4 separate regions of the Mus musculus genome follow, and all the other regions are linked to region 1. A link is a loop called in an ENCODE intact Hi-C map of the cell type or tissue named here. Cell type or tissue: heart. All regions are shown on one strand. Region 1 overlaps Cab39 (calcium binding protein 39). Region 2 overlaps Itm2c (integral membrane protein 2C). Region 3 has its middle 14 kb from the start of Spata3. Region 4 overlaps 4933407L21Rik (RIKEN cDNA 4933407L21 gene).

Region 1 (8,000 bases):
ACCCACCATCTCTGCCGAAGGAAGATGGCGCATACAGGGATTGTTGGAGAACTGTATCCAGTGTGAGCTTTGGGGAGGATAAAGTTGGTGTGCAAATAAATTGATACTGAAGCTTAGCAACTTGTCAAGTGTGGAGCTTCATAAGGTCATAAGAAAGTGTATATATGCTTTTTCACAGCTTTCTAGAACTTTGTGACATTTGATTTTCTTGAAACTTGTAAACCTGGATAGGTTGAAGGGTGTTTTAATTTTACTTTTGAAGGTGTTTTAAAACAGTAGAGCTAGCAGCAACACCTTATGTTTCATTTCAACACTGCTTACAGGTTTCTTTTGTATATAATTCTTAGAATGCTCATTTCTTTTAAATCGTTTAATTTGTACAGCAGAGGAATGTTATTGTAGTAGTATGTAACTATTACCTGAGTTTTGCAACAAACAAAAAACAAAAAAAAGAATGCTCATATGTAATTGAAATACTTGAGATTACATGAAAATGCTGATTTTAACATTTAAGGATCACAGCATTAAAAGAAAAAGAACCAATCCCTTGTATTCAGTTACCCAATGGGGCGCCGTTGGCAGGCAGAACTACATACCTGGAACTCTGTCTGCTACATATTCTTGCAGAATATTGGCCTTATTCATTTAAAATGAGTCCTAAGGTTGCCATATCTATGAATGATACAGATTATGCTAAATAATGCTGGTTTTTTTGTTTTGTTTTGTTTTGTTTGTGAGGGACCTCCTATAGAGCACCGTTTCTTTCTTAGAGTAATATCCAGTACAGTAGCCGAGTAACTGAATAATTCTAACTTTGGCTTCTCTAAGGGAAAGAAGAGCCCTGGTCCTGATGTCCTGGGAGAGATGGATGGGTTTAATGTCCTTTTCCTTAATGCTGCAGATGATCAGTATTTATAAAGTAACCGATTTTGCACCACTTTTTGTGACTGTGACCACAGCAGAACAATGTCTCCTAGACTGTATCTACATAAAGTTACTAGAATGGTGTCTGTCTGTCTTAGTGACACACGGATCACAACTAACAACTTAAAATCAGAGTTTGCCCGATCCAATTCAGCATGGCTGTAGCTGACTAAAAAAATTTACATAATTATTCTTTGTTAGCCTCTCTTACTAACTGAATTATTCATTGGCCAGTAAAAGGAGCCTCCTAGCTGACGTTTTAGCAGGTTTTAAGGTTTCCTTCAAGGAATACAAGTCAGAAAAACCACTCCAGAAAATATAGGTCTGTTCTATTTCATCTAAATGGCAGTCTACAGTAAAGGGTTTCCAAGGCTCTCTTTACCCATGTGCGTGCGTGTATAGTTGATGGTCTCTAGTAGAGATAGAGAAAGCATTCAGGCTTCTGGACAAGGACATTCTCAGCTGGGTAGTGTGCAGACTCAGCTGTGCTAAGTGACCCAGTCCTTGCCACCGCGTTGTGAGTCAGGATTTGGTGACAGAGTGGCCATTTCACCAAGTGGAAGGAGTGTCTCTTTGCCAAGCTAGCTCTTAGAACTTGAGACAACAGAACAGTTTCCACTTGGGCTAACACAGAGAGCGGTGCTAGAGTCTTGCTGTGGAAGATGGGATGCAGTGTGTCAGGGAACTGTCACTCACACATTGGAAGCTGAGGGCTGAGAAGGCTTTCTGGATTGTTTTTAAACAGAACAATGTGAAAACATTCAAGATTGAAAAGTTGCATTTAAAGTGTGATCACTTTCTAGGTTCCTATTACCAGAACGATTATCCTGGGTGTGGTTTCTTTGGTGTTATAAAGGGTTAATTTTACTTAAGGCAGTTACTTAATGTGATTTTTTTTTTTTTAACCCTTAAAAAAAGTGGGAGATGTATACAATTGTTAATGACATGAAAGTGTTTCCTTTCTCCTGAGGAAAAGTGAATTTCTTATCAGAATATCTGGCTGGCCCTGTAATTTAAATTAAAATAAAATTTTGGAGAAACTGTCTTGTGATGTCCTTTAGACAGTCATATGTCACTGTGGAGAATTCCATCAAGAGACAAAAGCACGTGATTTGTCAGTGGGTAGGAAATAGTTAACACTTTTTTCCGTACTCAAGGTTTAGTGCGCCTGCAGTTTTACCCTTATCTTGCCCCTGTGTGAGGTGATTATTGTGTCACATAGCCCATTCTTGTCTCCAAGTTCAATATCAGTGGTACCATTTTATGGTACCTCTGCCCACCCCCATGGGAGTGTAGATGTATCTTTTGTTCCTTTATCAACAGTGGAGACTAACTGCTTGACAGGGAGACTTACAGGTCACCGGAGCATGTCCATGGTGAAGGTGAGACCTAGAAAGCCTAGTCCTCTGGCACCAAGGCCCATGTGGCCCCTATTCTGTCTCCAGAGGTGGCTCCTCGTCTATGTACAACCCTGCCAACACTTAACCTTGTCAGTCAATAAGCTCTCCATTTTGGGCCACAGAGCACAGGGCCTGCTCTTGCCAGCGATACTTCAGTAGAGTAAAAGCATCTTACTGTTCATCTGCCAGGCCAGAGTTACCTTCCCCGAAGCTCACATTCCATTCCCTACCCCCATGGTCTCCATGGGATCCTTGCAGTCTTCCAGCTGCATGCTGACCAGGCATCCTGGGCTGCTTATGTCCATCCTAACCTGCAAGGACTCATGGGCTCATGATCATTGAATCCCCAAGGGCTGCAGTGTTCCACAGTCACCCCAGGTCGTAGGGGATCCCACTACCCTTGCATTGCCCTGCCTCAACCTGGTTGCTCTGCCAACCATCGCTGAGCTGCTTCCTCATAATTCAACAACTAGACCTCAGGAGTGATCTGAAAATTTCCTACCATGTGTGATCATCAGTTTTCTTCTACTAAAGCTTACTTCTAGTTATCCCATGTACCTCCCTCCACGAAGCACTTAGGAGGCCAAGACTGTCTTGCTAAGGCCTGGAAGCTCCGGGCCTCCAGGAATCTGTCTCCCTGCACTCAACACTACCCTGAGGGCCAGTGACTGCACAAAGATGGAACTGTTGTGGCACCATCCCCTACAAGGACCTCAGAAACCCATGTCTGATTCCCTGTATTTGTGTCCCTGGAGAGCGCTCTCGCTCTCTCTTTCTCTCTCTCTCCCCCTCCCTCCCTCCCTCCCTTTCTCTCTCTCTCCCTTACACACACACACCAGGTTCCTGGATAAGAGATTACATCCTCTGCAGTTACCTGCAACTCAAGTACCTTGTAGGTGTCTATGGACATAATCTGCATTTGCACACAGGTGACAGGTTTTGTAATTTTAGCTGATCAAAATTAAAACTTCCCAGGCAATAACTTAACCACCTGCAACTCTGTGGTCCCTGGAATGTGTCTCAGTGACACTCTGTTGGGTGGAAATGGGGATAGATACATTTTGCAGTAGGTGGAGTTAGGTGGAGTTTCCTTTCTGTTGAGATGCAGATGTGAACAGTGGCCTCAGTGACTAGCAGGCCATTGGAAACTCCCAGGAGCCACTGGGGTCCTGGCCCTCTTGGAGTTTCTACCAGTGGGTAGAGCTGGATGCCAATCTGTAACTTGGACTCAGGACCATCAGTGTGCCTTGTACACTGCCTATATATGATGGCCACGGGGCCCTTCTCAGGACCCAGCAACTTCTCTGATGATGAATGACAACTGGCTCGTAGGAAAAGAAAAACTGCTTCTCAATCTGTCTGAAGTGTGTTCATCTGCCTTCTGGACTCTGAAGCAGGTCTGAGCCCCAACATCCACCATAATACCCAGCTTTGATCCTCACTGACCCAAGTGTTTCCCAAGACCTGGTCCCAAACATGATATTGCCTCATTGGAAGCTGTGTCCCAAGACTGTCCCAAACAGCCTGCCTAGCACCCCATCCCTGTAGCAACCCAGCCTCTAGGTGGCTGCACTGAGCTGCTTTTATGCTTTAAGCCCACTGGAGGGCAGTGTAGTTCCTTGGTTTAGTGCTGCAGATTTATCTGGGCATTGAAAAGACCTAGGAGTCCAGTTTTTGGGGGGGTTTTGTTTGTTTGATTTATTTATTTATTTATTTATTTTGGTTCTGGTGGGTTTTTTTGGTTTTGTTTTTTTTTTTTTTTGTATTATTTATTTAGGTTCTGGTGTTGGGCAGCCTGGAGATTGTTGGAGGGACTTCACTTTCAAACAAGCTGGAGTAGTTAGGTAGGGATAGAAACAGATGTGGGGAGCAGAGGAAGCCCTGGGTGAATGTGGTGTTGACATGAGTATGCCAGTGGTGTTTCTGCCTTCTGCACCAAGCAGGCAGACATTGTTCTTTGTGGTTCTGAGAGGCAAGCTCTGAAAGCCCCCCTTCATTCTCCAAGCCTTGGCCTGTTGGAAGCAGCACAGAGGGATCCAACATCTAACATTCTTTGTGGGCTACAGAACCTGTGGACACGCTCTACTGCTGGCTGAGGACAAGGCAGCATCTGAGACTTAATGTGTTCTCTTACTGAATGTCCCATGGCACCCACACTGAGATGTTAGCCTGGGATGGGTCCCCACAGACCAGGACCTGCTTGTTATGGATACCCCGTATGCCCTGCCTGCACCTCTAGAAGACCAGAGCCAAATCTCTGGGGTCAGGGAGAACATTCCAGGCATTGAAAGTTAGGAGGCTTATAATACACAGCATCTGAATGACAGCCCCCAGAGTCTCTGGGATCCTCGGAGGGCAGGAGGCACTGTAAGTGTGAGTGGGCTATCTGGGTGGCATTTTGCTCCTCATGGACTGTACGGACACAAGGGTGTCTACAGAGCACGTCTAGCGCACACCCTGTATTCTCCATGGAAGATGTGGAATTTTGACCCTTGACTTGTGGTTGGGAAGAACCAGGTGTTAAGGATTATCTCACTGAAAGGATCTGTCCGTTTCAATCTGGCTGTGGTTTTGACAACAGTAGAAGCAAAATGTCAAGTTCACCTGGAAGCAAACATAAAGGGCCAGGACAGAGCAGGGTTTCCAGTTCTCCCCAGCATGCCCTGCTTCATTTCTGCTCCCCCTGCTGGCCTTGCTGCATCTCTGTTCAAGATGGGGAGAAGAGTAAAAGCCAATTCTTAGGCTTTCTAGGGGGCCTGAGGAAAGTGCCCAGCACACAGTAGGTCATCAACACATGATGACTTGGGAAGCCCAGTGGAAAGGGATCCTATGTTCAGAATACGGGATCTGAGCAGCTCTGGCCTCAGTCTCTTCCAAGCAAGTTTAAGTCTCTGGTCTTGTGCTAATGAGAAGAATACAAGCAACATATGTCTTTCCACCCCATAAGAGTGGAGGCAAGGAGAACCTAAGAAATCCCCAAGGTGGCAGAGGACTTTACCTGAATGCCTTGCCTGGTAAGGGAATGAATGCTTCATGCAAACATTGAGAGATTGAGGGAGATGAGGGATAATCAGCAGGGCTCTGGGAAGCAGAGTTGGTTTCAGTGATAGAGCAGTGCTTCTCAACCTATGGGTCTCGACCCCATGGGGTCACATATCAGATATCCCACATATCCGATATTTACATTGCAATTCATAACTGTAGCAAAATAGCTGTATAGTTATGAAGTAGCAAAAAACAATTTGATGGTTGGAGGGGGTCACTACAACCTGAGTAACTATTTAGAGGGTCGCAGCATTAGGAAGGTGGTTGAGAAGCATTGAGTTAGAACCTGGAAGATCCCTGAATATAACAATAGGCCACTTGGCCCACAAACAGCTTCCTCCACATTTTGCCAGGAAAGCAGTGGTTGGGCAGTAGAAGGAACTGCAGATCCTGACCACTCTTGGCTGTTCTATTTTCTTTTTGTACAGGTCTTGCTATGTCATCCTGGCTGGCCTCAAATTTATTAATCCTCTAGCCCCCATCTCCCAACTGCTGGGATTACAAGTGTATGCTACCATGCCCAGTTTAGAATCTAGAGCATTCCTGAGGTGTGGAGATACTATGACCCTGCCAGAATCTGACACAAAAGTGAACCAAGAAGAGGGAAAGTAGGAACTGGTCAGCTCCAGGTTGGAGTCTAATACAAGGCTGGGTGTTCTGCAGACTCCCGGCCCGGGGCACCGCCAAGTTACAGCTGCCCCCTGCACCTCAGTCAAGATCACCTAATTATAATCTGAAGGTCAGTTTACAGTAACCCAACACCTTTGTCCAGCACATCCAAGACACTCAATGAACTCATAAGATCAGTGCAGAGGTCCTCAGAAAAGAACTCTACTTTGACAAAGCTACAAAGCTTTGAAACAAGAGCTACTCACCGAGCCAGAGCATTGATACCTGCTGCCTGCAGTTCCAACACTCAGGAGGATGGAGATGTCCAGCCCTGACTACTAAACTAAATAGTGAAACATTGTCTCAAAACAAAACAAAACAAAATCAGAATCAAACAACAAAACCTTTCAGGGCTACAATGATACAATTATTTCTCTCATTTAGAGGGATAAAAACCAGAGGAGGGTAAAGAAAGAAATAGTCTAGAGGAGAGAGAGAGAGAGAGAGAGAGAGAGATGTGTGTGTGTGTGTGTGTGTGTGTGTGTGTGTGTGTGTGTGTGAGAGAGAGAGAGAGAAAATCAACCAGGAATTCTATCTCTAGGAACCCTAGGTGATGTGGCTTAGCCAGTAACATCACTCAGTGCCCTGAGTTTGATCCCTGGTACCCACACAGTGGAAATATGACCGATGGCACAAGGGTACATGGAAATGAGTAAACACAACTGAAAAAGATGTCAGAGTAATATCTAATAAAGCTGACCTTCAAAAGTGATGGTGAAATGAAGGCATTTCCAAAAACACACAGACTGGGAGACTTACTGCTCACCGACCTCTCTCAGAGGAAGTCAATACTAGAGAAAGTTCTTTAGGCTGAAGATAAGCTGGTGCTAATTAAATCTACAGCAAGAAGTGTTCCAGATAAGGTGAATACGTAGGTTTTCAAAACAGATAAATATGCTTTTTCCTCTGACTTCCAAAAGACAAGTTTATATAAGACAAGTGCAGTGCTGTAGTGTTTTGCTAGTTTTGTAAGTAGGTTTGCTGTCTATGATGTAATGGCACACAGGAAAGAGGGGCAGAGCTGGCTTATGGCGGAGCAAAGGTTCACATTTTACCCCAGTGGAGTTAGCATCAAACATCAGTAAAGCCTGGTAAAACGCATACTGATACCTAGAGCAGCCACTTTTTAAAGGGCTGTTTAAAAAATTCAACAAGAGTTAAAATGATACCAAAAACATTTTTTGAGAACAGTAGTCAGATGCTTCTAATGAGAAAGGGGTTGGAAGAGAGATAGGAGCTACTGTACAGGCTCTGAACAGCTAATGTTGGTGACAATATTAAAGTCTACTCCAGCTGAAAGGCTTCTCCTATCTGACCAGTGAAAAAACACCAGCCAGATCTGGTAATGACGTTCTGTCTACGAGAGTCATTCCTCGGATTCAAAGACACAGATAAAGCCACGTGTGATAAAGGAGTTTGGGGCCAGCCTAGGCTACATAATCAGTTTCAGGCCTAATAGAATAGGACATTATCTCAAACAAATGTATAATATTAAATAAAGAAAAATTCACAAATAGTTGGAAATGAAGGGCTGAGGAAAGAAAATATGGAAAGAGTAAAACATGACCCCATTGTGGCCTTCGAGAAGGAAGTAACTAACATGTCTGGAAAGAGGGGCTCTCAACTGGGGAATTGCCTCCCTCGGGTTGACCTATGACTATTTCGGGGGGGGTGCATTTTCTTAATTCCTAATTGATGTGTGTGCGGGGGGGGGCAGATTCTAAGGAATCTTCTCAAGAAAATGAAAGTGTCATGTGCCAAGTGTCTGCAGCTGCAGTCTTTAGCACCACAGCCTTGAAGTAATCCAAGCATCCAACAGCTCTGGACTCCTGAACTAAGTGTGCCTGGTCCCTATAGGGAACACTGAGTCACTGATGCCTGCTGCCACATGGAGGGGCTGGAAGAACATTGTGCTAAGGAGGAGTCTTGGCACCAGAGACTGTATCTCAGCCACCGTTGATG
Region 2 (8,000 bases), 47 kb after region 1:
GCTGCCTAAAGCCATGGGTCTAAGGGTGATCTAAGGAGCCGGAAGGACTAACTTGAACAACTCAGGAATATCATTATCGCCCCCTTAAGAAGGAAGTCCCAGCAGAGTCAACGTTGACAGGGCACACACTAGGGCAGCTGGCTGATGGATGGTGTCGGATAGGAGGGCTGAGCCCAAGGGTGAAGAAATTATAATTTTTCTCATTAGCCTTGGAAGACTTGGTTATATAAGTCTAGGCAATAATGTGACAGTATACAGATTAACACAAAACACATACTAATAACGAAGAAACCAGACAGAGACTATGAGCCTCAAAGGACCAGGCAATTGATTTTTGTGTAGTAGAAGAGATCAGAGGGGACGAGAGGTGCCCCAGAAACAAAAGAGGTTTTATTATGCAAGCAAAACTTCCCCAGCAACAGCCCTCTAAAGACCAATGTCTGTCTTCGTGGGCCAAGTGCTCAACCTTCAATCTCTTCTTCTGTTGAAAAGAGCTTTCCTTCATAGTTTGGGGGTGGGGGTGGCTGCTTGCCTGCATCCCTGAAATAGCTGTTTATATAATTTTTTTTAGTCCCCGTGAGGATACTTTTTCACCACTATTCACATCCCTACCCCTTCTCGGTAGCCATTTCTGAATAGGCAGAATGTTTGACGGTGGCTAGTTTTGTTCTCTGCCGCCAGTACAATGTGAGTGATAACCATCATCCAACTTCCTGCTTTTATCAGACTCTCAAAGCTAAGCAGCGCGTCCTGCCCTCCCCCAGCGTGAAATGGAAATATCAACTTTGTCTTGCCATGCGTGCTGTTAGTTATGGCCTAGGGCCTGCTGAGCCACCACCCTTATCACCATTGGGTAGTAAGGAGCTCAGGGAAGCACACTTGGCAGTCAGGAGGAGGGATTGAAATACCTACAGAACCGCTTGTTGGCTAACTCACACGACACAGCTTGCCTAAGGTCTGAGTTGGTGTGAAGGGGCCTTTGGTGGTGTGTGCTGGCTTTGCCTAGCCCAGCTGCAGTTAGGACCGTGTAAGACAGTTGACTTCTGCAAGTCTCTTCTTGCTCTACAATGCTGCCAGGCATATTTCCTCTTACCCAGTGCCTGGCTTGGCAGTAAGAGTGGGTAGAGACCCGTTATACAGCTAGTTCAAGACAGAACGTGAGCCATTGTCAGGGCACTGAGATACAAGCCAAGAAGCTAGCAGGATAGGCAATTTCATCAGAGGCCTGGGAGCTGTTTTATGCAAGGTCTCTTGGATTTAAAGGTTCTCTTTTAACTGGGAATGACCCTGGAGTCCCTCCTGGGTTTTCTGTCTGACTAACCTGTGATTCCCCAGAAGGACCACTCAAACAGATGACAGCATTGGGCTATTGCCAACCTGTGTCCTGGCCTGGTGTGTGTGTGTGTGTGTGTGTGTGTGTGTGTGTGTGTGTGTGTGTGGTGTGGTGTGGTGTGGGTAGGGGAAGGCTGCAGCTAACCAACCTTCTTCAGGGCCTGCCCCTAGTTCTGGGCAAATACTGAAATAAGATTTGTCCCCCAGACCTGAGACTGGAAGGAAGTTCCTAGGAAAACTGGGTAAGGGGTGGAGTTGGGGAGCCAGCTGGGCTTACAGTGACCCAACATCCCACGTGTTAGACGGTGATAATGAGGAACCTGCAGCCCCCCCCCCCATGGCCCCTGGTGGGAAGCTAGTCACCGAAGCCTGTGTTCAACACCTCTCCTACCCCTGCATCCCCCACCCCCAACCCCCACTGCAGCATGCAATCAAGTGGCTATCCCCCATTCTCATCCCTCTTCCCGTTAGCCGTCTGTACACACATACGCTCACACAGACAGGCCCCGGGGCTGGGGGTGGGGGCAAGGGCGTAAGAAGCAAACACATTAAATTCAGTAATCTCAGCTCTGTCATTTTCTCATTGACATTTGTCTTTGATTAATGGCCCTTGAGTATCCCCCTCCCTCAGCCCAAATACCTGTAGATCAGATTTCACTCGTGTGTGTGTGTGTGTGTGTGTGTGTGTGTGTGTGTGTGTGTCTGTGTCCATGTCCTCAGGTTCTTGGTAGGAGGACCTGCACGGAGAGGATCTGTCTCTTGTGGGCTAGGAGAGCTGGTTTTCCTGCCTAGGCTATAATGACCTTCAAAGAGGCAGCCTAGCCCCATCCATGTCTCACATTCTCTCTCTCTCTCTCTCTCTCTCACACACACACACACTCACTCACTATGGTTCCTTATCCTTTCTGTTTTCCCCTGGCTCCACTCTTCAAGGCAGTCAGAAGGCTGCCAATGAGGAGTTTCTCTTCCCAAGGAAAAATGTTTATGATTAAAAGCTCAGCCCCACAGCTGGGCTTTCCCCTCTGTCCTGGGAGGTTCCAATTCTCTCTCTCTTTCTGAGTGAGAGCTTCTCCCGGCCTTGTTTCTTTCTGCTTCAAATCCTTTCTGAGCCTGTGTTTTCTGGAGAAGCCTGGGCTGTCCAGGATGGAGGAGGAGAGAGAATTCTGGGTGCAGCCAAATGCAGTGATCTGCATAGCTACAACCTGTCCCCAGGATGCCTCAGGCTGGTGCCGGGAAGGTGGGAGGGATCACTAATGGGACACCCTTGGCTCATGTGTGGCACGAACTCAGGTGAGGTGATGTCATTGCTTTTTGGCCACTGTACACTGTCGTTCTGGGACAGAAAGCATTTGCCAGCCTTCCACCCCCAGCAAGGTCTTACTCAGTCTGTAGGTCTAACATACACACACACACAAACACACACGCGCGCACAGACACCCTTTGGCATCCTTGCCTATGTGAATTGCATCCTGCAGCCTAGGAAAGAAAAGATGCCAAGGATAGGAATGGGGTGGGGAGCACTTCAAAGTCTGCCTGTGTCTGTCTTTGTCCTTCCCTGCCTCCTACTGAGTAGCCTGTAATTGTAGCATAATCCGAGCTTTTTTTTTTTTTTTTTTTTCCTTTTTCTCTTTCTTTCTTTTTGGCATTGTTACTGAGGAACGGTAGCTAAAGAGCTGTCATCCTTTGGGCTGTATCTCAGCGAGCTGTGTTTCAGTTGGTGGTTTCCTATGCATTCTGTCCCTGGCTTTGCTAACTATCTCGTGCGCACCACTGAGAGCCCTAGGAAAACCTGAAGGCTGAGACCCAGGGCCCTTTCAGGTCCCCAGATGTCTGCCTTGCGTGCTTAACTTGAGTGTGCAGAGAGGCAGTTTGCTCAGAGGGCCTGTTGCCTTAGAAACAGTATGCACCATCCTCCCACTTTCTAAAGGGGGAAGTTCTCCCAATCCCTGGCTGTTGGTAACCATTCCATGGGGGAGGGGGAGCAATATTTCTCTGGTCTCCAGCAGGATGGTGAGTAGCCAGAGTGGAGGTTATCCCCTCAGGAAGGCAGACTAGCTATCCACCCACCTTCACTGCTGCCCCACAATCCTCAGACCCCAAAGGTCTCAGATTGCAAGAGGTCAGAGCCTGTGATGGCCCCCTAGTGGGAGACAGTAAGGAAAGGAAGGTAAGCTTTGGCTTTGACTATGTCTCACAGGCAAAAGCAGTGCTAGGGCCTCTGTCCTCAAGAGGGGACATCCTAGATTTCCTTGCCAACCTCACTTCCAGCCTTACTGCTCCATCCTGTGCTTCTGAGGGTTGGCTGGGTAGCAAGCCAGTAGAGCCCCCAGCTTTGTGCCTGGGGTTGTCAGTAGAGCCAGAGCCATGGTTAGCGTAGGGAAGATTTAGTTTTCCTTCTTCCCCTTTGAGGACTTTGATAATTTTAGACTAGATAAATTTTCCTGAAGTGAACTGACAGGAAACAGATCGACAGAAAAAAAAAAACAAAGTAAATTTTGTATACAAATCAATGCAGGAGCCATATACAAAATCTAAGACTTTAAGAAAAGGCCAGATAGCTGAATATACATTGTATAATGAACTGTAGAAGAAACGGGGGCTTGAGGCTGCTGTCGAGGGGGCCATGCTGGTTGTGGAGTGCTGATAATGCACAGGGCAAGATTAACATCTTCAGAGAGTGTTTCCCAGCTAATGATTACCTGTGGGGAGACTACTGGGGCAAGCTGTGTGTCTGTGTCTGAGGGACAGGACCTCTGGGCACTCCTCGGTTACAGATGGACGCCAGTTCCTTTCACACACACACAAAAAACCAGCTTTTAGAAGGAGCTCAGATCTGCAGAAGCCTGCACTTTCTCTATAACTAACAGGGAACCCATCAAAGAAATATATTTAGCGTGGGCTATTTTGATCTCCCTAATTATTCAACTACTCAGTGTGTACAGTTACCACCCCAGCTGGGTAAAGTGAGGAGATTCCCCAGTCAAGGGTCCTGGCCAGAGCTATGCATGACCTCTTTTCTGCACCTGGGGTCATTGCAGTCTCGACTCTTGCTTGCCATGTCCTTGTGGGCCTTTCCCACCACCCTTCGAGAAGCCTCTGTGCCCGGCACAGAGCTCCCCAGGCTAGCAGAAATTGGCCGCTGGTGCAAGACTGGAAGGCCTCAGCTTGGCCGTGATTTTTATGTGTCTAGCAGGCTCTGACTTGCAGTTTGCTTGGGCTCCCTCCCCCAATCCTGTTTCATTTCCTCAGTGGCTCTTCCAAGCTAGCTTTTCTGGTTTTCCAGAAGCACAAGAGCAAAAGAACAGCCACCGTGCAGCCTCAACAGCTGGCCACAGGGATGGCCCTAAAGGGAAGGCCCGCCCCACAGATCTGCTATTTTTACCCCATACTTTGTCCTCTACAAAGAGCTTTTAGGTTCATTGTCTCTTTTAATCCCTGGAGGCTGGTCACCTCAGATAACCTCAGGATGAATGTTCTGTTGTGGGGGGCTGTGGCCCATCTCTACTCTAGAGCCAGTGGCTTCACCAACCCCTAGAAACAGTGTGGCTTGTTCATGGAGGGAGCCTGGACATTGATGTCACCACACAGGACCTATTGCAGGGTGTAGTTGCAAAGCCACTGCAGTCCCCTGCCCCTCTGGCTAACAGCTGTCCTTGACCAGTTGTCTGAAGGCCAGACCTAGGAGAGAGGTACAAAGTGGCCAAGGTTTGATCTTGTGTATGTGTGTGTGTGTGTGGGGGGGGTCTCCACTACAGATATGGGAACCCAAGGCATTTTCTGTCCTTTTCCTAGAGGTTGGGTTGGAGAGTGAGTGCCAAACACTGGGAAATCAGACTCTCTTATAGGGTTCACCCCTACTCCCAAAGCCCAACGACCCCTTTGCTGTGCTGAGATAAAGATAAAGATTTGTCTTTGGGTAACTAGACAGAGCTCCCAACGTCTCTAGAATGAAAGAGAGAGAAGTAAGATCAGTGTCTGGCTGGAAGTGGAGGAGGGGTCAGTCACCTGCTTATTTAAGGCCTGTGGAGAAATTTCATTCCCCAATATGCTTCATCTTCTCAAGGCTGGGGAGTTCTGTGGATATTGACATTTGACCTCTCTTGGCCATGTCTGAACAGTATAGAACAGGGGAAGTGGTGGGCACTAGAGCAGAGGAAGGAACAGGCCTGGGGACATCTGTAGCATCAGCAAGAATAGATAAGGGCCATCCTGGGCTATGGTGAGAGAAAGGAGGTCATGCAGAGAGATAGTCAAGAGGTGGCCCTCAAGTCAAGTTCCAGGCAAAGTCCGCACACACCATCCACCCACCCACCCAGACCTGCGTGGCCTGACCCCACAGAGGAACAGTTGAGCACAGTAGACTGCAGGCCCAGGGCTACTTGGTTAGAGATAAGCATCAGGCCCACATCCTCTGGGCCTCCCAGAGCCCCTGCCTCCCACAGTCAGTGACCAGCTTGGTCGAGCACAGCAACTTCCACACCCATCTGTGTTTGGCTAATTTCCCTTGTCAGCCTGATTAGATTGAGACACACTTGGGAGTGTTAATAAAGCATATCTTTGCATGTGTTTGTGAAGGTTTTCCCAGAGACGGAAAGCGGGGGGGGGGGGGGGGGATCTACCCTGAATGTGGGCTGCACTGTCCTTTGGGCTGATGTCCCAGACTGAATAAAAAGGAGAGCGGAGGACGCTGGCTGAGTGCCAGCATCCATCAGCCTGCCACTTGATCTCCCCCTGTGAACATGTGCTGTGTAAGTCCACACCCGGGTGGACTGTGAGCTAAAACAAACCCTTCCTCCAGCTTACCAGGGGTCACAGCAATGAGAAATGTAACTAATACACACACCCATCACCCGAGTCCTCATCCTGGTCCATCCTGTGCCTCCAGCTGAAGGGTTAGGTCATGCCATTCTCTAGCTGTGCTCGTCCTTGGCTTCCTTTTGCCTATGACAGTGGCACCTCCCTACCAGATGCATCCTGGTTCCCATGAACTCCTTGGTCTAATGCCATCACTCAGACCATCCCATATGCCCTGTTTTATGTTTGAATGACTAGAGTAGTGGTTCTCAACCTTCCTAATGCTGTGACCCTTTGAGTCAGTTCCTCAAGTCGTGGTGACCCCAACCATAAAATTACTCTTGTTGCTACTTTGTAATTATAATTTCACTACTGCTATGATTTATGATGTATAAATATTTTGGGAGATAGGGGTTTGCCCAAGGAATCGAGAGCCACAGCTGGAGAACTGCTAAAGAGGGTGGTCAGGCTCGTCCAAGAACAGGATCTAAATTCGGGCTGATTGTTTGGAGCTTCCAGGCAAATCTCTATTTCTCTCTAACAGAAACTTGGGCAAGACAATCTGTATTGTCCTTCTGGCCCCCCAAGGCCATCCCCAGGGGATAAATTTACTTAGAGGAGGAGGAATTCAGAAGAGTGGTCCCCTCTGAGGCATCTCATTGACCATAGTGCTTCTGTCCACAGGAGGAACGCCCCCCTCGCCACCGCTCCCGGAAAGGAGGCTCCGTGGGCGGCGTGTGCTACCTGTCCATGGGCATGGTTGTATTGCTCATGGGCCTTGTGTTTGCCTCGGTCTACATCTACAGGTACTTCTTCCTTGCTCAGGTGAGGAGCCAGGCAGATGGGTGGGGAAGGGGTGGCTCCGAGACAAGGGGAGAGGAGGTCTGCTGAGGGTGTGGAAGCAGTGGGGAGCCAGAGCCTGAGGCCCCAGTGAAGAGAGACAGTAAGAATTCCCTAACCCAGGCACGCGCAGAGAACAGCCCTCCTTCCTTCCCAGTGTCCCCTTGCCTGAGCTCAGGCTACCTCGGCCACAGCACTTACTCTGGAGAGCCAAGCAAGGATCCAGGTGACTGCAGCCAGGCACCCCCATCCCTATCCTACCAGTGACAGTGTCACTCTGAAGCATCGTCACCAGGAGCTCTTAGGTCTAATAGAGAAGTTGGGAGTTTACGATTCTCTCTGGGGCTCAGACTTCAAAGATGGCCTAACTATTCCTGGCATGGACATTTGGGTTTGAGCCCTGGGCAGGTTACACTTGGTTTGCTATGACCTGCTTCCGGGAATGGTAGGTCTACAAAGCAGCTCATTTGTCTCCCCTAACATACACCCGCTAGAGAGCTAGACCTAAAGCTGGACTGCCCAGAGCTGGGAAAAGGGAGGGTCACCATACTTGAATACTGAACTCGGTTAAGTAACTAGTTTGAGAGATTAACCATGACTGTATCTACAGGGAATCTCAGAGTGACTAAAGGCTAGAGTTTCCAGTCATTGTGGACCCAACTGACCCCCACGTCTCTTAAACATTTAACGTCACCCAGTTTTTTCCACAGTAGAAATTACCTGAGAGATTGTGCTCTGTGGGGCTTTCCCCTGCAGACCTCAGCTCCCACGTTTCTCTCACCTTAGGAACTTCCTGGAAAACATGGTTGCTACACCTTCCAGGCTAGCCCTTTGCCAGGCATCTCCACCCTCTGGTGTAGGACCCTTACCTAGCCTTCTCCTGCACCCACGCTGTTCTGTCTCCTCTCCTCCCAGACCCTAACTGTGCTTTCATGGGGTTCTCCACCCTTCCCAGGCAGTGTGGGTGTTCCCAGACTATCCCTGGGTCAGTGTGAGTAGTCAGGTCTGCAGTTGGCCTGACAGTCACATCCAGT
Region 3 (8,000 bases), 150 kb after region 1:
TCACTGGAAAGAGAGGCCCATTGGACACGCAAACTTTATATGCCCCAGTACAGGGGAACGCCAGGGCCATAAAAGGGGAGTGGGTGGGTAGGGGAGAAGGGGTGGGTGGCTATGGGGGACTTTTGGTATAGCATTGCAAATGTAAATGAGCGAAATACCTAATAAAAAAAAAAAAAAAAAAAAAAAAAAAAAAAAAAAAAAAAAAAGAAAAAAAAAAAAAAAAAAAAAAAAAAAAAAAAAAAAAAAAAAAAAGAACTCTCAGCTCAGCCTGCACCATGCCTGCCTGGATGCTGCTATGCTCTTGCCTTGACAATAATGGACTGAACCTCTGAACCTGTAAGCCAGCCCCAGTTAAATGTTGTCTTATTAAAGAGTTGCCTTGGTCATGGTGTCTGTTCACAGCAGTAAAACCCTAACTAAGATACAAGGGAAAACCGAACAAAAACAAACAGGAAAGTAATCTCCAAAGGTTGTTTTTGTTCGTGTGTGTGTGTGTGTGTGTGTGTGTGTGTGTGTGTGTGTGTAAATGGGGTAGATTTGGGAATGATAAAGTACTGATGAATAATTTCAGGGACCTAGCTTATAAAACTGACCAAATAATGATAACTTTCTTTAGGAAGTTCTAGAGGAGACACACAGGAGAGCAGGCAGAAGGATGTCTATGCAGGCCAATGAACACATACTGGAGTAGCTCACACTATTGCTATGGGTATGTGAACTGTTCATGAACTAGTGACCATAAAAGCTATGTATGGCAGGATCTTGTCTTTTTTTTTACATTTATTTATGTATGTATATGGGTATTTTATCTGCATGTATACCTGTACATTAGGAAAAGGCAACAGAATTCATAAGTCTGCAATTATAGACAGCCGAGAGTTGCATGCTGGGAATTGAACTCAGGACCTCCCGAAGAACAGCCAGTGCTCTTAACCACTGAGGAACCTGTCTTATTCTTCTTCTAGAAATGACTACTCTTCTCAGGAAGTTATGCTCAGATTCATCTCAAGTCCCCGTTCTTCCTTGTTGAAGGGCAATTCTGGCAGGAGGCTGTTGTTGACCAGGCTCTGCAGTCTCTCTGCTGACAGCATGGTGTGTGTGGAGGGGACGTGAACGAGAAGCCTGTGTGTGCGCAGACTCACCCAAGCACAAGTCTTTGGGGGTTTGCTAGTGCCCAGGTATCTGATCAGCCCTGCAAAGGTTCAAAGTGGTTCATGCCATTCATATTTGATCAAGGAAAAGATATCTCAGGGATCATGCTGGAGAATGGAACCTTCTCTCCAAACGCCAATCTCCAACACTAAGAAATTCTCGATGCAAGAAATGTGTTGTGTGGGAAATGTAGCAATGGGATGAAATTTCCCTTCCAGGCTGATACCACAAAGGAGGGGCAAAACAGGCCATATATGGAAGAAAGGAGGGGGAAGGATACAGCGAACACCTCAGGAATCAGACAACGTGCGTGGGTGGTGTGCTCACCGCTTGGGGCTTCTGCAACACAAGACCACAAACTCGGTAACTTAAAACAAAAACTTTCATCTCTGTAGAATAGAACCTCAAACTGAAGGAAGGTGTCGGCAAGGCCACATTCCCTCAACAGCCAGGTCTTGTCTCTTCCAGCCGAGGGCTTCCAGTGACCTTGGCTTGTAACTGTAACGTTCCAATCTCTGCCTTTGCCTACATCTCTTCCTTTGTGTCCCTCCCTCCTCCGAACCTCTTTGAGAAAGACACATCTCTTTGGATTGGGGGTTCATCCAGATGATGGTCCTACCAATCATTTCCTCTCGAGGCTTTTTTTGATATTTGCACAGACCCTGTTTCCAAATAAGGTCACCTTCCCAAGAATTATAATGTGGACATGAGACTGTGTTATCAAACCACCTAGCATGGGAGGCAGTGGTTAAGCTTGCTGGCTTTCTGACTTGGTGATGGCGTCTTGTGGCAAGGACCATTCATTCTGGGACTACACTGAGAAACCCAGCCCTGCCACAGGTTCTCACCACTGAAGAAAACACAAAGCATTCTGGGAAATGCTGGTGGACTCCATCTATGCAAATGGTCCTCTCTTCGATGGCTGTTCCCACATCTCCTGCACTAAAGTACTTTGTTCATTAACCCAGAACTCAAATGGCCCGCTTTTCGTGGAACTTACAGCTTCGGGCATTGGTTTTGCTTGTCCAACCTGCTTGAGTCTTATGCAAATGATCCTTTCACAATGATTCCTGAGCGGGCCACATGATGACTTTTGTATGCCAGATTTGGGCCTGTTCTGTCCATGATGCCTAGGGAATGAAAGCCACAAAAATCAATACCAGAAGCTAAAATGCCTGTGGTCAACGTCATCCTGTAAGGTTTAAAGCATAAAGCAAGGGAGCTGGCACCTCCATGGTTCAGAGAAAAACCAACTAACCATCGCACACTGCAAGCGGGGCTCCTGCACCTTGGGCGGGTCTAGTTTGTGGTATGGATGGGAAATAGCGAGGAAAAAACATGCTAAAGAGATCTTTCTCTCTTTCTCCTCCACGCCAAGATTTTGTAGCTTCCCTACACTGTGGGGAGGAATTCACAGCATGCCATGTTTGTGGATGAGCCCTTTACAACTCTTTGGGCCACAGAGCAGAGCAGGTGCTGGGTTCAAGTCACCAGGTGAAGAAAAGGGACAGGAGATGAAGTCCACACCTGTAGTCTTACTACTCCAAGGGATTCATTCAGAGACCACTCGATCCCTTTGCACAAAAGGAATTATGGTGAAAAATTAACACCGAGCTAAATCACCTCTTTGTCCTCTCTGTTTTCTGGTCTTCCAGGCTGAGACTCTTCCCTGACTGATTAAAATGTCCCCCAAACACAGCTCTTCCTTCCTGGGCAATTGTTCTCTCATCCATAGATTCTTTCATTCTGTGGATTCCTGGATCTATATCATAATTCCTCCACCACCACCCCCCATCCTCCCAGCTCCTCAGGCACCTCCAACTGCATCTCCCAAAACCCTCACAACCCCTCCCCAAAGCAGTCCAGGGTTGTAGTGTGTGCCTGGGAGTAGGAATGGATCTCTGTGCCAGCACCTGGCCTCTCCCTTTGGCAGGCATCACTGCCCCAAGAAAGATGGATAATAGCTGTGAACTGGGTAACTTGCCTTCCTTTCTTCTAGAATTCGGAAGCTTTGGACATCATTCGGAGCTTTTTAAACTGCACCCCCTGCTAAGCCCCAGGTGAGGCCACAACTCACTAGGGGCCTCCTAGTGTCGGATGAATTAAAAATATTCGCTGAACAGCTCTTACTCAGGACACACAAGGCCAAAGGTAAGGGCACAAACTCAAGTGTTATAGGAAAGTAACAATGACTTCACACCTACTCTGCACTCTCTCCCTTCTATCTTGTCTCCCTCCTATCTTGTCTCCCTCCTCTCTTCCCTGAGGGCAAGAATCGCCATCCCTTTCGGATCTTTGGAGTCAGCTGAGAGTTGAGGCTTCCAAGACTGGAACTGGGTCCCCAGGAAGAATGAAAAGGAAAAGAGATACACGTAGGAATGAAACCCCCAGGCAACAATAGGCTGACCTCTCTCTTCCAACCCCACGCACTCCTCTAGCCAAAAAAAAAAAAAAAACAACGGTCCTGAAGCTTTGAAGACAAAAGCAGAGGACAAACTTTGAAGAGAGTTCCAAGTTTGCATACACCAGTCCCGCCCCTAGGGAATTCCCAGGGTAAACCTAGATCAAAGAACGGGCTACAGTGCCTCTGGTCTTCTAACCTGCAGCCATGCAGTGCCCCCTAGTGGTAGCGGTCTCTTTTGGTTTCCCTAACTCGGCAGAGGACATCTGATTCTTCTTTAGATAGACTTGAAGTCCTTTCTCTTTTCCCTTTTCAAAAGAAATGTGCTTCATGTGAGTTGAGAAATATGTACAATTTCTGTATTATGTATATTACAAATTCTAAAAATTAAAATACCATACACTTATTTTTTTCAAAACACAAAGAAAATCTTATATCAATTTTGTCAAATAAAAATTAAGGGCATACAGTTAAATTTGGATTTAAGAGCCATAAAAGCAAATTGCATGGAGCAATTATTTTATAAATGATGTAAAATGCAAGTTTAAGTGCCTTTTTGTGTGTTCATTTGCTAAGTCTGGCCACTCCATACCTTTAATATAGTTTTCCCTTTCCTGATGGAGGTTTTTACTAAATCAAGGGGTGGTACTTACTCATAAGGCAAATTGTTCAGCATCTTAATTTCCCTACTTATGGCCTGCCATAAACATCTCTCCTTGTACCAAGTGTTTTCTTTAATGACCTGAACTTTTAGATATCTGGAGATGACTGTAGTCTTTCAAGTTCTTTTATTCCCAACCCAAGAGTCCTTTCTGTTCCTTTCCTGGCTGTGACCCTTCTGAGGACACAATTGTTGTAACACAAATAAGGACAGGTGGGACTTTCCTCCAACTGTGGGTCTAATCCCAGCCATCAGTTCTGTTGTCTTGTACATTGCCTGGAACTGCTCAGTCAAGCTTCGATTGTGACACAGGGTAATAGTAACTGTGGCAATCATTGTGGGGTCCAGTCTGTCTTCTCCTACTAGATGACAACCTCCACATGCTCAAAAAACTTCTCATGCCCATTAGCATCTCTATCCCATTTTTATAGGATATGTTCAAATTGCTTGTACAGGACAAACATTCAAAAACTTCATGATAAAAACTATAACCCAGGGGCTGGAGAGAGGGCTCAGTGGTTAAGCGCACTCACTACTGTTTCAGAGGTTCTGAGTTCAATTCCCAGCAACCACATGTTGGCTCACAACCACTTGTAATGGGGATCTGATACCCTCTTTTGGTGTGTCTGAAAACAGTGACAATGTACTCACATACATTAAATAAATAAATAAATCTTTAAAACAAACAAACAACAAAACCAAAAAACTATACCCTAGGAAAGGTAAGAGTCTACCATGGCTGAGGTTCAGGGATAGAGTCAGGGGGAAAAGTGAGGGTTTGGGATCTCTGTAGAGCGAAAGATGGCTTTGGGTCAGACATACTGAACTTGGTTCCCTGCTCTGCCATTTTCTGGTTGTATGATTTGATCATCTCATCTTATGATACATCACAACCTCACTGGCTTAAACCGGTACATCCTTGCCACTTTCCAGTTCTGGTGGTTGACTTTAACTCTGAGATGCAGTCCCTTTTAGAGGTGGAGAGAGTCCATTTCTTCACCTCTCCAACCTCTAAGACCTGACCTTCAAAGGCTCCATTTGACCTTCAAAGCCAACGTTCTGACTTTATTTCCTCTACCTCTCCTTTGAGGATCTTTGGGGTTAGAACAGACCCACCTGGAGAAATTCAGAATAACTTGTTTTAAAACCATGTGTAACCTTTCATCCCCTTCCTTGCCTTGGGTAACCTAACATGTTCATCATAGTTAGATGGGAGCATCTGCAAGGGGGCCGGCAGGCTGCCTACCACAGGACTAGAGCAATGACGCAACCTCTGGCAGGCTGGATGTTTATAAAATGGAGTTCCTTCAGAAAGTGTAGATTAGGAATAGACAATAACTGTATTATTTATTACTAAGAATTTACCTCAGAACTTAATGGGCTAAACCAATGCCATCTCAGCCCGCACGTGGGGGAATCCAACTAGAGTGCAGCTCAGGTGTGTGGTTCTAGTTGATGTCTTTCCCAAAGTTGCAGACAAGATATATATGAAGTCATCTAAGTTTGACTAAGGCTGGACACTTCCAAGATGGTGCCTTTAACAGGTGCTGGTAGAGAAGGCTTCACTCTTGCCTCTCCGTGGGACTGCAAGAGTGTCCTCACCATATGAGCAGGTGACATCCCTCGAGATTACTGATCCCAGCAAACAAAACATAAACCACAATGTCTTTTGTCTATATTTTTGTTATTTAAAATAATTCAGAAATAATAAAAATTAACTGTAACATTACCCAAAAGATTCAGACTACTATCAAGATGATCTTTTTCGGGGCCAGAGAGATGGTTCAGCAGTTCTGGGTGGTAGCTGCTCTTGCAGAGGACCCAGGTTCAATTTCCAACTCACACTCTGTAGCTCGCAACCACCTATAACCCTAGTTCCAGGAGATCCAGTGCCCTCTTCTAGATTCCACAGGTGCTGCACATACACATAAATATAAATGCTTTTAGTTAAAGACAATTCTTTCTCAAGTTAAATGTCATATGGGGTGCCAATATGTCCACCAGATACCAGACACGGTGTCTCAAATATAATCAAGGCCTCTCACTCCTCTGCTTATGAATTGTCTTAATTCAACTTTTTAATCAAAGCAGGACTTCATTGACTTTCTCTAACCTAGAAATCATTACTTTTATAAAACTTAATGCAGTAAAAGAGCTCCCTCCACACAACAAAGTGTGTTTTTAAAAAATGACCCTTTACTGTGACCTCAGAAATGTGAGGCCCAAGAGGCTTTGCCACCCAAAGACCCCTCCTCCTGCCAGTGCCCTTGACTTTCATCAGTATTGACCTCCAGAAAACTGTGTAACATTGAGTCAACCCCATTTCTGTCTCAAGGAGCCATGGTACTGTTGCTTAGAAGAAGGCATTTTCAGCTAGTCCTGCCTGCACCAAACCCCAGACCTACCGCTCACCGAGTGAATGGAGACTGTTTAACCTCCCTGAGCCTTCTGTTCCTGCTGCTGTAACTTGAAAAAGTGATGATCTCTGCAGCCATGCCCTGCAAACATGGAAAACCTTCTAACACCCAGCACACAGGAAGACCCCACATTACTAGGGCAACATTTAGAGTCAGAAGAGCTTGTCAAATGTCTTTGGATTTTTGCTCACTTCTCCCAGGAGGTGAGAAAACCCACCAAGGATGGAATTGGTGTCTAACCAGCCAGGAGGAGGCTATTTCCCAGCCTGGGTTGCCCAGGCAAAATGAATGGAAATAATTCATCCACTTTCCAAGATGTGAGCCAAAAAGACTGCTTTCCTCTCCCTTCTTTCTCATCTTCCTGCTAGTCAGGAGCTAGGGAGCCCTGGACCAGCAGCCCCTGGAGGCAGGAAAGAAGACTCCATGTTGAAGACAGCAAAGAGCCCCAATTACCAACAGAGGAAACAAAGCGCTATCTTTTCTAAGCCAAGCCATGTATCTTTGAATCTCTCTGCTACATCAACTTAAATGCAACAAGGAGTTTAAAGGGTCCAGCCATTCAGCCCAATATTCATTATTTAACACCAGCTGACCGTAGCAATCTCCGGCCCACAGAGACAAGAACGACATGGGCACCAAGGAGGGTTCACACAGCAGCTTCTTTACTTGCGGCTTTTTTCTCTTACAACTCTCTCCCCAGCAGCTTCTTCTTTACTGTCCTTCTTGCAGCAACTGACCTCACCTCGCCCCACACCACCTCATCCAATCAGAATCACACACACTCCAGGCACAAGCTCAGGTGGTCACAGATAGGCTGACAGATCCGGATCACAAGGAATACACATGCAGTTTTACTGCATGTTTGGGCAAGGCAGTAAACATGTGGGGTTCACGGGGCCTGGCAATGGGCCAGGGTGCTGTCTTGGCCTATGTGGCCGCACCCGCTTCCCACATCTCCCCCTTTTTGTTTTATTAGTAGCTCTGGGATCAACATCTGTCTTAGGTTGCCCCCTTCTGTGCCACATCCTTACCCGTCATGGGAGTGACAAACTCACTTTCACCATCCTGTTTTAGGCTGGTATGCGCATGTGAGGGTTTACCCGTCATTGATTACTAATCCAGCATGTTGAGCCAACATTGGGGGGATGTTCCTGCTTCCAAGTCTGCCATAGCCTGCACTAAGGCTCGTTTATCAGCCCTATGCCACCTTCGCATATGTGCCATCCACCAAAGCATTCCTCCACACACAACAGTCAGCAGGAGCGCCCAAAAGGCCATCCCTTCCCAATTTTTTAAGAATCCCACAGTTCCCTGGATGATCTCCAGCCATTGCTTTGCAGTTGCAATCTCCACACGGGTGTTGTTCACA
Region 4 (8,000 bases), 81 kb after region 1:
AGCTCAGGGAGAGAGATGTAGCCCCCTGCCTTGGGTCCCCATGTAGCAATGGCACTGTCAGCCACAGAGCCCTCTCCAATGCTGTTGGGGGGGTTAGAGGTGTTATTTTAACCTTAAGAAAACTGTGATCTTCCTGGTAACCGGTGCATGTGGGTCTATCTCTCCCCACTCCTACTGTGACGGCTGCCCACACACAGAAGTGAGAGGCTTGGGACAAGACCCATTCCCTGTTGTCATCTGTTGCCAGGATCTGGGAGCTGAGCCTCCCATGCCTTCTGGTTGGAAGTGAGGCCTGGAGCTGTTGCTTGGCAGCCAACCTGTGCCAGGCATGCACAGCTGAGAGGATCCTGCAAGACCTCGAGAGAGATGATGAGCAGCTACCATTTCTAGCTTGGGAAGTAGGCCTGTTCTGTGCGCTGGCTGCCTTGAGAGGCATGCATTATGACTCCTGGGGTACTCAATGTGCCTTTCAGTTCCCGAAAACCTGAGGCACCCTCTCAGGCAGTGAGGCAAACAGGCTACCTTTGTGTCTTGGTGTTCCTTAGAGGTAAATGAAGCATACATACAGAACTTGGCTGAACATATAATCTTAGACGTTACTCTTGTATGCCCTATCAGGCTTGGGTGCCACCCTTATAGCCTATCATGAGGAGCATGTAAAATGTCTCACTGCTTGAAATAAACCTGTCTCAGTCTTAGCTCTGCTGAGGTCCCTCCAACCGGCCTGAGTCATTTATTCCCACTGCCTATATCAGAAGACACTGGCTTGGTACACAAGCGCTGGCACTTTCGGCTCTGCAGCACAGAAGAGGTAAATAAGGTGAACTAGATGAGAAAAGTATCCAAACCAGGTCCGGGTTAGGTTATGTTGACCTCTGTTGGGGTGCAGAGTACCTATCTGGGGTAGCTCGGGGCCTCTGGGGACATCCAAGAGGATCTTGAGTAGAGACATTGGACGAGGGCACAGAGACCTGGTATGCACCTACATTCATTCAGCAATCAACATAGATCATTTAATTCTCTCTCTCTCTCTCTCTCTCTCTCTCTCTCTCTCTGTGTGTGTGTGTGTGTGTGTGTCTGTCTGTCTGTCTGTCTGTCTGTCCTCAATGGCATCAACTGTGTGCCCTCTGACTCACTACAGCTCTGACACTACTCTGAGGTAGCATCAGATACCATAGGCTGAGGACTGGGTCCCCCAAAACTCTCTACCTCCTTCAGCCACCAGCCCTGGCTGTCCCATCTAAGCTTCCAACCCCAGAGTTCTAAACTGGGGTTCTTCCAACTCACTCCTCAGGTTCAAATAATTTGTTAGAGAAGGGCTCAAAAAAAAAAAAAAAAGGAGTTTACAGATTTCACATAAGATACTACAAACATCCACAGAACAGATGAAAAAATTCCCAAGATAAAGTTGGAAGGTAGGAGTGCAGGGCTGCCGTGCCCTTTCTGGGCACCTTGTCCTCAGGGACCCTGCGTGCTCTAAGCTCTATGAAAGGCCCAGGCCCTGCCCTCTGGGGTGGAGGGTGGGGGGCTATGGCGGCTTCCTTACAAAAGCATGATTGATTAACTCATTGATCACCGGTGATTAGCCCGGCCCTCCGCCCTTACTTGCCAGAAGTTTGAGAATGGGTCTGAGAGACCCAGCTCTTCACTTCTGTTCTGAGCAGCCCCGCCACAGAAGCCACCTAGATCTGTCCACCACCAGTCATTTCATTAGTATGCATGTACAGCTCACCACTATCGTGATTCCAGGGGTTTTAGGAATTACTTGGCAGGAATCAGGCTGAAAAGTGCTGAGATATTTCACAGTATCACTTTGGGAAATGCTGGCGATGTTCAAGTGTCTACGAGTCTCACTGTTCTCCAAAAGCAAGGTCCTGCAAAGCAAGGTCCTGCGGCAGGCCAGTTTCCAGCCTCAACTCCACCAGCTTTATAGAGTCATCCCTTCATCAGGTCTCTGCACAAAAGGCCTTGAAATAACACTCCGCGTTCCTCTTCCCCACAAGCTCTAAGGGGGAAACTGGCTAATTATGCTTCTCACCCAAAGTCAAAGAAATCTGCCTCCCCTCCCCTCCCCTCCCCTCCCCTCCCCTCCCCTCCCCTCCCCTCCCCTCCCCTCCCCTCCCCTGTGTCTGACCCCGTGTAGCAAAAGGACATTTTCCCCTCTATCATCTGGACCTTCTCCTGAACAAACTGACAAAGACAAACGAAACCGGAGAAAAAGTATACAGATCTGTGAATGTGCAAACACGGAAAAACCAGAACACAGAAAGTCACAAGTGCGTGGCCACCCACCAGCTCAGTGGGGTGCAAAAAAAGGCACACCCCACTCCTGTTGGGGAGGAGAGAGTGTAGACAATTTTGAGATGACTCATATGTGACTTTTAGGGGGAACCTAATGAGCGTTGAGCATATACAACAGCCCAGGACAGAGTCTCACGGGTCATAAAGTAGACAGTGGTTTGTAAATGATTCTCTGTGGGACCAGAAGAGGACAAGGCATGTGACAAGTCTATTCTGCCACTTGAATAGATAATAAAAAGCACAAGGTCAGAGGGACTTGAGCTTTGGGAGTGTGGGCGAGTGTAAGACGACCCCCCCTCCCCCCAGCCTCTCATAACTTTGGTCTTTGGAGTTCTGTTTCCTGGGCTCTAACACTCCGGCTTCTTTCTCACCGGAAGGAGAAATAACAAGGCTAAAGCTGGAGAACTTAGTGCAGACAGGATATGGGAAAGGGCTCTAATGAATAACAATGTAACATGCATCCGGGTTGCACTGGTTGCTGAAGACTCTTCCCACCTCCCCCAACCCTAGCCCCACCCCACGCCATCCCTGCAAATCTCCCCCATGCTGTCCTCTGGAGTTTGATTATTTCAGCTGCAGCCTAGCTCGGGAAGAGCACAGTCTCTCGCTGGTGCAGCCCGCTTGTTAAACTGCCGAGGGATGGGGGCTGTTTCCACAGATGTCTGCTCTTGGGTTTTCCTTTGAATGACCTCTTTGCTTCTGGTTTCCATGGAAACAGCCCTAGGAGCAAGGACAGCTGTGAATCAAGACCCTCATCAGGAGGGACCCTCTCCTAAAAACAGGTTGACAGAGTGCAGGAGGACAAGAACAGAAGGGCTGAGGGAAGGGAACAGTGAAGGAGGAAGGACTGAAGGAGGGAATCTTCTGGAAGGGAGAAACTCTGATCACAGCTGAGCCAAAGGCAGAGTCTTCAGGGAGTGGGAGGGCCTTGGAGGGACTCTGGAGGACGACAGTTAGAGCCCCCAGGAGCTTCCATGGCAGGTCAGATAAGGACATCCTGGGAGGATGGAATTGATGACATCAGCTCCTAAGAGGAGACAAAGACATAAATATCATAAATAACCATGACAAGGTAGCGAGTGTGACCTGCTCACTGGCCTAGATTGTAAAACTCCTCACCTTATTCGTATTGCCACAATTCATTGCTTGGGTCCTTACGTGTTCTTCAGACAGGAAGATAGTCCCTAAATTATTCAAAATCCCCAGGGTCCTCCTAGTCAAAAGAGCCCAATGGGAAAGTCAGCTTTGCTTGCTGACCCCTGAGGAAGGACAAACGACTTCTCTATGCTGTCATCCTCGAGGCTCCAGCCTGGATCTCTTCAGGGGAGAGGGACACTAGACCATAATATACAACAAGAGGGGCTGCCGGCTTCAGACCAGAACCCCACAGTCCCATTGCTCACACCGCAGACCCCAGAACCCCTGTGGATACCTACCGCAGCTAAGTGTCGCTGGCAAGTGAGAGGGGCTCTTTGAAGAAGCACAGGGCAGGCAAACTGAGACCCACCGACCACAGCAGCTTCTCCTTCATCTTTTAAAGTACCAGAGCACTGTGTCCTCCTGCTTAAGCTGCTGATGTAATTCTCCTTTTAAGTTTAGAAAACACTAGCCTATGGGAAGGTGGCAGGGTACTATTGCAGTCACCTCAAGCAAAGCCAGGATGGTGGGCAGACATGGGCTCCTAATTAGCCTATTCTCTCCTTTTCAGGAACCACTGGTACTTGTAAGCCCTCTCTGTCTTTCTTGTCCCACTCAAGAGTGGGCATGTGGCATTTGCCCAGGAAGCACAAATGCCTGTTGATTTTGATTGAAGATGCTGGCGCTTCCCCATGTCATCCTGACACCATGCATCTATTATCTTCCCCAGGATCACAATTATGAGAATGGATGCTAAGAAGCGTCTGCTTTGAACATCTCCAGGCTTCACCCTACCTTGAAAGAAAGCCAGGCTTTGGAGCCCCAGCCTAGATGGAGAAAGTGCCACAGGATCTGTGAAGGGAAGGCATGGCAATGGTTCAGGGAAGGTGGCTAGACTCCAGAGCATGATTTTGGTATGAGCTCTCTGGAAGAGACACCAGAGCTGGTGGGAGGGGCAGCTTGCAGCCATGAGGGAACTGTAGGACAAAGTCTTGTGTCCATGTAACATAGGAGTCTACATTCATAGGCCTGGTTCTTAGCCACCGAATCTGCGGCCCCCATTCCCCTATCAAGGGCACTCTCTTATTTCTTTATTTCATTTTATTTGTTATATGTGTCTGGGTGCTTTGCATCATGCTCACGTAGTTCCTGAAAAGGCCAGAAGAGGGCACTAGATGACCTCAGACTAGACTTCCAGACTGCTGTGACCCACCGTGTGGTCACTGGGAATGGAAGCCAGGTCTTCTGGAAGAGCAGCAAGTGCTCTTTACTGCTGAGCCCTCTCTGTAGGTCTTGAGGAGCCTCTCTTTCTAGAATTCATGCAGGATTCCCGGAGCTAGAGAGATGTTTAGGGACAACGGGGTTAGCAAGTCTTTGTAAAATGTCCTGAGCTCAGAGCCGGGTGTATTCAAGTTAAGAAACTAGAGGAAACACACATGTTCTATTCAAGTTCACAGAGTAAAAGCCTTGTGGACTGGATGCTCCCACTTAAATTCAGGCATTGAAACCCCAACCCTGGGACCTTAGGGGGCCAATTAAGGTAAAATGAAATGCTAACTGTCTGACCCAGACAGTTGACTGTCCCTATCAGAAGGAATCAGAAAACTTCTTGTACAGACCCAGGCAAAAGCAAGGAAGAGCTCTCACCAGGAACCAGACACAGAGCCAGGCCAGACCGTGAACATTCAGCCTCCAGGGTAGTGAGAAATGTCTTTCTGCCACTGACGCCATACCCCAGACCCTCCATCAGCCCCTGGCTGTACCTCTGATATCTGACTGTTCCCCAGAGTGACATCCCAGGGAGGAAATAGCAACAGCTCTAAGCTCTATTAACCACCTACTACATCTGTGTTTGTCAAAATGGTTTAAACACCTAGCCTCTGCAGTTAAATTGACTTTAACACTCCAGAGATGCTGGCCTGATGCCACCCTCCGTGAATGCCAGAAGTCCATTTGCCTGCTTGGTTCTGAAAGGTTTCTCACCCTCTGGTCCAGCAGGTGCAGGCAAGCCTACCAAGCGCCACTGTGTTGGCACCTGTCCCTGCCTTACTCTATAGCAACTGATTGTACCTGGTGGCCTCCAGAGAAAGCAAAGCCTCAGCTGCTCCTTCAGGGGGAAAGAAACGTTGTTTCGAGGGCGAGAGTGGCTGCGGGGTGGGGTGGGGGGCCTGTTGAAAATATGGCAGGGGCTTCCAGCTGCTGGAGATAGTCCTTCCCAAAGCCTAAGAACATCAGTCTATTGTGCATGCACCACATGCGAGTGGGGTGTGTGTGTGTGTGTGTGTGTGTGTGTGTGTGACTGTGCTGTACAACACCCCTCCCACTCTCTCCCACCTCCTCCTCCCACCCCCCACTCCGTGCAGATAAGTTTTGGTTGTTTCTCAGGTGACTGCCTCAGAACAAAGGCAGGGTCTGGGGCCTCAAGGTGAGCTGCTGGCTTGCTCCCTCAAGCATTCCTTTGAAGTGACACCTTCCAGTCTCCTCTGCAGACATCAAAGGACAGAAGGCCTCACTTCTGCTATATCTCACAGTGAATGTCCCCACCACCACCACCACCACCATCACCACACTCCCGACACAGAGCACTGTTCACAAAGGGAAGAGGAGACAGGCACTTGCTCACCTTCAGTGCCTGTGGTCTCTCTGCCCTGGCCTTACCAAGAAGCACAGCTGAGAAGGTGAGAGGTACTATAGTAGTAGTTTCAGGGTGTGTACCTCAAAATCAACACCTTTATGAGTCTTTTAGTCCCCTGTCCTCAGAATGGGATTCTCACGGTACCCTTTGTCAGCCACTCTGTTGCCCCCAAAGGATATTGTCCCCAATGGAGCTGGCCCTCGGAGGAGCATGGAGGATTTTGTAGATAGCATCTCCATATAGGTCCTTAGGGATGTGTCTACCCCTGCTTGGTTGATACTCTTTTCATCCCAGGCTAGAAAGCTCATCCTATCTTTTCCTCGTTGACATATCAAGCTAGTCCTTTCACATCCTTTTGAGTCTCTGCAGCTGCTACTGGGCCTACAGTCATTTCAAGCATCTTTGAAATTACTGGTTATTCACAGTAACTTTCTGTAGGGTAGAATTTTCTATGTGGGTGTTCTCAGAAGCCCAGGGCATCTTCACTGTGTTACTGTAATGACTCCAACTTCAAAGGGTCTACAGGGAGGGGACTCTAACAGGGCTGACTGAATGCAGTTTATGAATAGGTGCTCTCCAGTCAAATCCTCTGGGAGCCAAGGGGATAGGACCCACCCACCAGTTAGCTGGGGTTAACCGAAAAATGTCTGTTAAGGGACAAGGATGTCCCTGATCAGCCTTCCACATCCAGGTCAGGCCTTGGAACTTAGGAAAAAGGGGTGACTTGGACCTAAGCCTATAGGGAAATGCCTGTCAAGTGTGCTGGTAGGTGAGGAGGAGTTCCCTGTAAAGAGAGATACATTTACACCATAACTAGACCCAGAAGGGAGCATCACCAGTAGAGGATGTGTAGTCAACAGGTCTCTTGAATTGGGCCTCTCATGGACACAGAGCCAGTGTCACGGTGGGGAGGATGGAAGAGCAGGCTGAAAGGGACTGAGTCCAAGTGTGTGGGGCCTTTGAGACCCAGTGGCTTCACAGACAATTAAGCACCAACGTGACTGAGCATCAAACTGCACAGGGTCTGGATCCTCACCAACTGGGAAGACCAGCTATGCACCTGATAACCACCTGTGACCTACTTGTTACAGATAAGACCCCTATAACATCATACCTGATACCCAGGGGTCACATTGTTCAATCCCTTGGCAGGGGCCATTAAATACCAGTTCTTCTCTGGAGCCAGAAACTGAAGCCTGAGACAAGGTCACAGTACATTGTATGAATTTATTTGGTCAGTCATGTTAATCGAATTGGTTTTCCAATTAATTTTTGCTAGATCTTGCAGCTGTACGTGTAGCCAGTGTGTCAGGTTTTCCAAGGCTGAGTACGAATAAGGTCACATTATGGCTGAACAATAGCTCCTAGCCCCACTGGCTTTAGTAACAGGAATCTGGCTTTTTTCACAACTAAGTGCTGGGTTTCCCACACTCGCTGGCTGCATTCTGCTGTACTTCAACACTAACAGTGATCCTCCCCATTTCTGGTACTGCTGAGCCAACTGCCACTTGAGCCACCATTGGACTGGTGACACACACCAGGCAAGTCTCCTTCACTCACTATTTTGGGATGAATCAGTGGGTTCTCAAACCCTATCCCCACCCCCAATCTCCTGGTCCAGGGTCACCAATCTGAGACACAGCTGTACAACTCCAGGAGCCCTGTCCTTACCTTTCCCCAGTTTATGGCTTTAGATTTCCTGCCCTCTTTGGTAATGGTACTCTTGGGACCTAGAGATCTTTCCAGCATAGAGCGTTGCTATACACACACCAGGTTTTAGCTCTGGTCATCCATGGGGAAGGTGGCTATTCAGCCTACTAAAGCCTTTGCTCTGGGTCATCTTGCCTGGCAGACACACTTGCACATGGAGGGGACCACTTGACTCTGTTGGATGGGTGAACAGCTCCTTTTACAGAGAGAACACAGA

The links. A loop is a pair of places that touch in the nucleus more often than their neighbours do. Peaks named below come from ENCODE experiments on the same cell type or tissue, not always from the same donor. Only the 100,000 strongest peaks of a DNase experiment are listed, where the experiment ranks them.
Region 2: a loop joins it to region 1, with 2.4 times the contacts of the local background. A loop is called at or near these places in 16 of 42 quality-filtered maps.
Region 3: it touches region 1 in a loop (7-fold over the local background); 38 of 42 quality-filtered maps call a loop at or near these places.
Region 4: it touches region 1 in a loop (7-fold over the local background); 21 of 42 quality-filtered maps call a loop at or near these places.

What each region holds. Positions count from the first base shown.
Region 1 is chr1:85,849,610-85,857,609 of GRCm38, forward strand. Cab39 (calcium binding protein 39) reads left to right here. Exons shown (of 9, transcript NM_133781.5): 9 at 1-1,968. Among named protein-coding and RNA genes, the nearest start is that of Itm2c, 41 kb to the right of the region's middle. In heart, a CTCF peak has its summit at 3,901 (motif pointing right); DNase peaks (open chromatin) are centred at 3,892 and 7,852; H3K27ac peaks cover 378 bases.
Region 2 is chr1:85,896,200-85,904,199 of GRCm38, forward strand. Itm2c (integral membrane protein 2C) reads left to right here. Exons shown (of 6, transcript NM_022417.3): 2 at 6,811-6,951. Among named protein-coding and RNA genes, the nearest start is that of Itm2c, 5.7 kb to the left of the region's middle. In heart, a CTCF peak has its summit at 3,484; DNase peaks (open chromatin) are centred at 792, 4,662, 5,732 and 6,022; H3K4me3 peaks cover 2,823 bases; H3K27ac peaks cover 5,315 bases.
Region 3 is chr1:86,004,271-86,012,270 of GRCm38, forward strand. No RefSeq gene overlaps it. Among named protein-coding and RNA genes, the nearest start is that of Spata3, 14 kb to the right of the region's middle. In heart, a CTCF peak has its summit at 3,781 (motif pointing left); a DNase peak (open chromatin) is centred at 3,731; H3K4me3 peaks cover 408 bases; H3K27me3 peaks cover 345 bases.
Region 4 is chr1:85,931,038-85,939,037 of GRCm38, forward strand. 4933407L21Rik (RIKEN cDNA 4933407L21 gene) reads left to right here. Exons shown (of 3, transcript NR_037692.1): 3 at 248-719. It also overlaps a transcript of Gpr55 not described here. Among named protein-coding and RNA genes, the nearest start is that of 4933407L21Rik, 6.6 kb to the left of the region's middle. In heart, a CTCF peak has its summit at 4,587 (motif pointing right); no DNase peak of the experiment used is centred here; H3K4me3 peaks cover 743 bases; H3K27ac peaks cover 1,497 bases.